Regions from separate parts of the Homo sapiens genome. Here region 2 is linked to region 1. The links are chromatin contacts, found by Hi-C or POLR2A ChIA-PET in ENCODE. All regions are on one chromosome and are shown on one strand. Each heading gives the region's core, a stretch centred on a gene start or an enhancer-like site at or near the end of the contact. The rest is flanking DNA. Distances are from core to core; before and after follow the strand shown. Region 1 overlaps LINC02940 (long intergenic non-protein coding RNA 2940). Region 2 holds the start of LINC02940 (long intergenic non-protein coding RNA 2940).

Region 1 (2,700 bases), core at 157-2,656:
TAGATAGGAAAGAAATTCCATTTTTATTTTCCCTGACTTCTAACTACATGTTGGCCTTTTCTTCCTCGCAAAGTCTTAACCTGGGTGAGGAGTCAGGAGGTGTGTGAACTTAGATAGGAAAGAAATTCCATTTTTATTTTCCCTGACTTCTAACTACATGTTGGCCTTTTCTTCCATTAGGAACACAGGCAATGAAGCACACTGTGGGGGACACACCTGTGATTGTCGAAATCACGGATATTTTCATACTGCATTGCAGCTGTTGCCAGTATCATCAGTGACTTTCATCCTTCTCTCTGCTTTGTAATTATGGTGGTTATAAGGCGGACAACTCAATCTTGTCTTAAGCTATTAATAAAAAACATGTGCACTATCATATCACAGTTGGGAGGGCGGGGTGGGGATTGTTACATTTTGTTACATTTTGTTAGCTGTATTTCAACATACTGGTTTCCTTGGGAAGCCCATGTACTTTTTTTCATGCATTTGAAGTCTGAATTCTGAGAAAGGGTCCATAGGCTTCCCTAGGCTGCCGCAGGGGTTCATGACACAGAACAGGGTAAGAGCCACTGGCATGGACACTAGAAACCTACACCAATGCTGTTGTATCACTTTTCAGACAAGCTCTGTGCAGTCGGAATTTTTTAAAGATGCACTGTCACTTGAGGAAGACAGGTGATCTTCCTGCGGCACAAATAGAAGCAAAGAGATTTCTCTTCTTCTCTGTAGAGCAACACAATTGATAAATGGCCGATAATCTCCACCAAATTGGCAGCAGTAGGCTGCCCGAAGGCAGCAGGCATATTCGTCTTTGTGAATTGTTTTACTATGATGCTGTCACATTTCCAGGAATAAGACGGTTAAAATGATATATTGTTGTGGTTTGGCATTTGCAGCTTTGCTCTGACTTCCCTGGTAACTGCCAACATCTGCAAATTATTATGTGCTTAAAAAAAAAATCAACCGCCACCGCAGGCTGCCCCCACGGTCCCTGGCTGGGCCAGGCCTCCTGCCAGGCCACAGGGCAGAGTTCTTGGACCAGGAGGCAGCAGGGTCAAAACCCAGGTTGCCTAGGAAGCCCCCAAAGACAGTTATGGATAGAGCTGGGAGCCCGAAACACATGCGGCAGTCTCTCAGTTTCCAGGTACCGGTTCTCACATCATCCATGCATGTGTTTGAGGAAAAACAAAAAAAAATTGATGGTTGCCAAAAACAAAAATGCTTCCATATCAAAGTTTATCAGTGTCAATGTCAAGAGACTTCTGGTTCGTAGACTCATTTTGGCTTGAGGCCACCAGAAGTGAACTCTGGTTTCTAAATGCAGAAGCAGAGGCACTGGCCGATCATGGAAGATGCAGGGAACTGTTCAAGAGGCCCAAGCCTGGTGCTCAGAAACTTGGCAGGATCAAGCATCTCGCCCAGGAATTCATCCCCTGCTTGTCTAAGCCGGCTGGCTCTCGTGACTGACTCGGAACAACAGAGCAGATGTTTGCGTGGGAGGCAAGCCTCACCCAACATCTGTCCTGCGGCGGGAAGGCCTGGGTGTTCACAGATAGAGCTGGAGTTCCCCGGTGGGTGGCACAGACAATTAGCTGGGGCTGCCTCACATGTAATCTAATTACAGGGGAAACAGGCTCAAACACCGGGTGATAAGCAGCGCAACTGTTTCGGGTGACTCTGTAATTTTTCCTCCATTAATTTTCTCCATAACGCACATGATTGTCATAAGGGTTAATTAAAAAGAGCGTGAGTGGCCTCATGTCACATGTAGCTGGACCAGAAAGTGTTGAGTACCTGCTCATGCGTGCAAGAGGAGGAGGGAGGAGCACATCACTGAACTTCACATGAAATTGGATACCCGGGATTAGAGACAGTAGAGGGTTTTGGTGAAATCAGATACACATTGCAAAGCAGCACACCGCGATAATTCAATTTGGATATACTGACATGGACTGTATAAACAAGGAGAATGGAAGGCAAAAGGGTGATTCCAGGGAGGCTTCCTGGAGGAGGTGAGCTCTTCAAAGAGGTCATGTGCACAGGTAGAGGAAAGAAATAGAAAAAAAAAAAAAAAAGAGCACTAGAGCCAAGGACAGGAAGGATCACAACCATAGGGACAAGGATCCAAAACCATGAGGTTAGAACCTGAAGACAAGGAACCAGACTCAAGGAAAAAGTTTCCTTCAAAGATAACGGCTGATGGGTGCAAGGAGGTATCGAGGGATAGAGGATGTCCAACCCCAAGCTATAAGCAAAAGTCCAACAACTGATATCTCTTGTTTGCAACCCATCTCAAAGCCACCAAGCCTTGTGTAAACATCACCCAGAGTGGCCAAGACACCAAGTGAGCAGAGCCTGGTGACATCTAGGATTTGCACATAGCAGGCGATGAATAAACCCATGCTGTCTGACTTCGGAACTTTGACCTCAAGTTCATCACCTCTAGTATTTGTGGATGAAGTCAATGATAGAGTTAGTTCTTGCTTGTTCATGAAGCGGATGGTGCATCATTCTAAGCAATGCATAACATATCTGTTTTTAAAATGTTTTTATATGCATCTTGGATCACATTAAAATTACTTTGCATTTTGGACCATACAACAACTGATGGGGTTGGGAGTAGGGAGTGGACACTCCAGCCCTTCCTGCACTGAAAGAATGGATGTGCAAGCCACATGCTCTAAGAGGGTGGAGGCATCC
Region 2 (2,700 bases), core at 187-2,686, 34 kb after region 1:
GTTCTGTTAGCCCACCATCTCCAGAGATTAAATAAATAATAATAACTATGGTGCATTCAACATCTCAATCTGAGATGTTTTAGTAAAATGAAGGCATGCTCGCATGTATTCACAAAGCCTAGAGGTGAGAAATAGAAAAGATCTCAGTATTTCAAATCTGAGTAGCGCTGTGCTTGTATCATTCAGCTCAAAATCTGCAGAAGCACTTAGACCAGTTAAAACTGTGCAATGCGGTCAAGCGTTCAAATATTTTATCTCGATCAAGAAGGAGGATGTGGGATGATGTGGGATGCCCTGCATCTTCCCCTCCCTTTTTTCCTGGAGGGTTTGAAGCCATCCCAATTCATTTTTTTCCAAAGTCTGACAATAACTCAGTGGGTCATCCCAGCCTTGGAACGAGCCATTCCTGGATGCCATGGAAATTGTCTATGGGGGATGCCTCCCCAGCTATCTTCTGCAGCCTACATCTGGACCAGTCAATAATCTGAACCCTCAGCTTTCTGGATGTGAATCTTTCCCCAGACTAGCTGAGAACTAGGGGTTACTCAAGAATGCACTAAACAATTCTTCCCCCACTACCCTGTACCTCCACAATCAAAAGTGTTAGGGGCCAGGCAGGGTGGCTCATGCCTGTAACCCCAGCACTTTGGGAGACGGAGACAGGTGGCTCGCTTGAGCCCAGGAGTTCGAGATCAGTCTGGACAATATGGCGAAACCCTGTCTCTACTAAAAATACAAAAAAATTAGCTAGGCGTGGTGGTGGGTGCCTGTAATCCCAGCTACTCAGGAGGTTGAGGCAGGAGAATCACTTGAATCTGGGAGGTGGAGGCTGCAGTGAGCGGAGATCGCACCACTGCACTCCAACTGAGGCAACAGAGCGAGATTCCATCTCAAATAAATGAAGAAATAAAATGAAAATAAAAAAGAGTGTTAGGAATAAAGCCTGTCAAATCATCATTACTGCTCCTAAGCATCTCTGGGTGCTTCTGAAATTGCTGTTAGGCTATTTGCAAGACACTGAACATTCCAGAAAGTGTGCTAGAGCATTGAGAATTCCCTCAGGGACTGTAGCTGCAGACCTTGCTCTCACATGCAAGGTGACCACGTGGCCTGCACGTTCCAGGACAGTGCCTGCTGCAAACAGTCTACCCCTTTACCTTTTACATAACTGTACTCACCGATCAGGAAAACAGACCTTGGTCAGACAGAAGCGATGGTCATAATCTCTCTGCAGATGGACTTCTAACTACATTTCTTCAAATTGCAACAAATGTAAATACAATCAGTCATACACACTCTATGCTACCACCTTCTCCCATTTTAGGGTGTTGAAAGCCCAAATTAATCACGGCTGGGTGGGGCAACTCACACCTGTAATCCCAGCACTTTGGGAGGCCCAGGCGGGGGTGGATCGCTTGAGTTTAGGAGTTTGAGACCAGCTTGGGCAACACGGCAAGGCCCCATCTCTACAAAAAAATACAAAAATTAGCCAAGCATGGTGGTGTGCTCCTGTGGTTCCAGCTACTCAGGAGGCTGAGACAGGAGGATTGCTTGAGCACAGGAGGTCGAGGCTGCAGTGAGCTGTGATCACACCACTGCACTCTAGCCTGGGTCATACAGTGAAATCCCGTCTCAAAGGAAAAAAAAAAAGTCACATGTGAAAACTTCTGGAGAGTCCAAAGACAAACACCATAGCTCATGGGCCATTAAGACAATCTGTACAAACACTCAATGAACCAATATGAAGACAGAAATCCTGGTGAATTGTATATGTATTCCAGAAGATTAAAATCAGGAAGGCAAAGGAAAATGGAGAGCTGGCACTTGGCACCCATGAAAGACCCACTTTCCCTGCCCTACCAGGTGGCATTTCTCCTTCCCACCCTCAGGATCAGCCTGGCATCAGCGATTATCTCAGCCCACTGAGGCCTGGATGCTGCTGGCTGATTTTTGTCTCTGCAGTCAGGAGCCAACCACAGGCCTCCTGAACCTCCAGCACCCTGGCTCACCCAGGACAACAACACAGATCAACTCCCAAATAAATTCCTCTCTGTTGTCCTGCAATGTGCTAATTGCCCATAATGAGCACATCATAATAATTAAGGATGACTACGCCAAACCTTTGACTGAGGTAGCAATCCTTCACCCACAAATGGCAAGGCCTTTCCTAAATCTTAATTAAAGAGCACACCAGCCACCTGAGCTGAGGCAGAGTTCTCCCACTTTCGAGATGGGGAAAATGGAGGCTCAGGGTGGCAGGTTTCTTATTCTATTCCATAAGGCACACTTGTACATTTTAATTGGTTTAAATTAAGTGCTATACATAACCTATAAGGAGGTTGTTAAATAAATTGCTTAGCCGTTGCAAAGAATGATAGGTAGTTGTAAAAATTCATGTTTTGAAGACATGGGAAAATGCTTGTTATGGAATTTTAAGAGAAATTAAGAAAGATAAGTGTTGTATTTGTAGGACGGTCTTGGTCGAGTGTGAAAATACCCGTGCTGGTGTGTGTTTGTGTGTATCAAGAGTAGATCATAATGTTAACACGGGTTCGCAGTTTCTTGGGTGATTCAAGATGAATTTTCATGTTTTCTATACTTTTTTGTCATTTCCAGATTTTCTACAACAAACATTTAATCTTTTATAATAAGAAAAAGATACATGTTTTAAAGATTTTTAAAGGTATTTTACTTTTTTTA

Evidence for each region. A loop is a pair of places that touch in the nucleus more often than their neighbours do. ChIA-PET counts read pairs that join two places held with the same protein, here RNA polymerase II (POLR2A). Pooled maps may share reads with other maps.
Region 2: a map of ascending aorta shows a loop between it and region 1 (1.9-fold over the local background). The contact joins the promoter of LINC02940 here to the enhancer-like site in region 1. A Hi-C loop is called at or near these places in 3 of 168 maps with a recorded cell type or tissue (ascending aorta, mammary epithelial cell and naive thymus-derived CD4-positive, alpha-beta T cell) and 12 of 50 pooled maps. POLR2A ChIA-PET finds 5 or more read pairs at or near these places in 5 of 52 experiments (AG04450, MCF 10A, OCI-LY7 and 2 more).

The regions. Positions count from the first base shown.
Region 1 is chr21:38,984,290-38,986,989 of GRCh38, forward strand. It overlaps LINC02940 (long intergenic non-protein coding RNA 2940), which reads right to left. Exons shown (of 7, transcript XR_007067867.1): 7 at 1,062-2,700. Among named protein-coding and RNA genes, the nearest start is that of LINC01700, 7.9 kb to the left of the region's middle. RefSeq lists an enhancer at 1,276-1,445. Within about 2 kb of position 1,407, at least 24 of the 41 ENCODE cell types and tissues checked have a DNase peak (open chromatin) inside an H3K27ac peak, as active enhancers do; they include ascending aorta, where a contact is called at or near this core.
Region 2 is chr21:39,017,820-39,020,519 of GRCh38, forward strand. LINC02940 (long intergenic non-protein coding RNA 2940) reads right to left here and starts at 1,437. Exons shown (of 7, transcript XR_007067867.1): 1 at 1,179-1,437.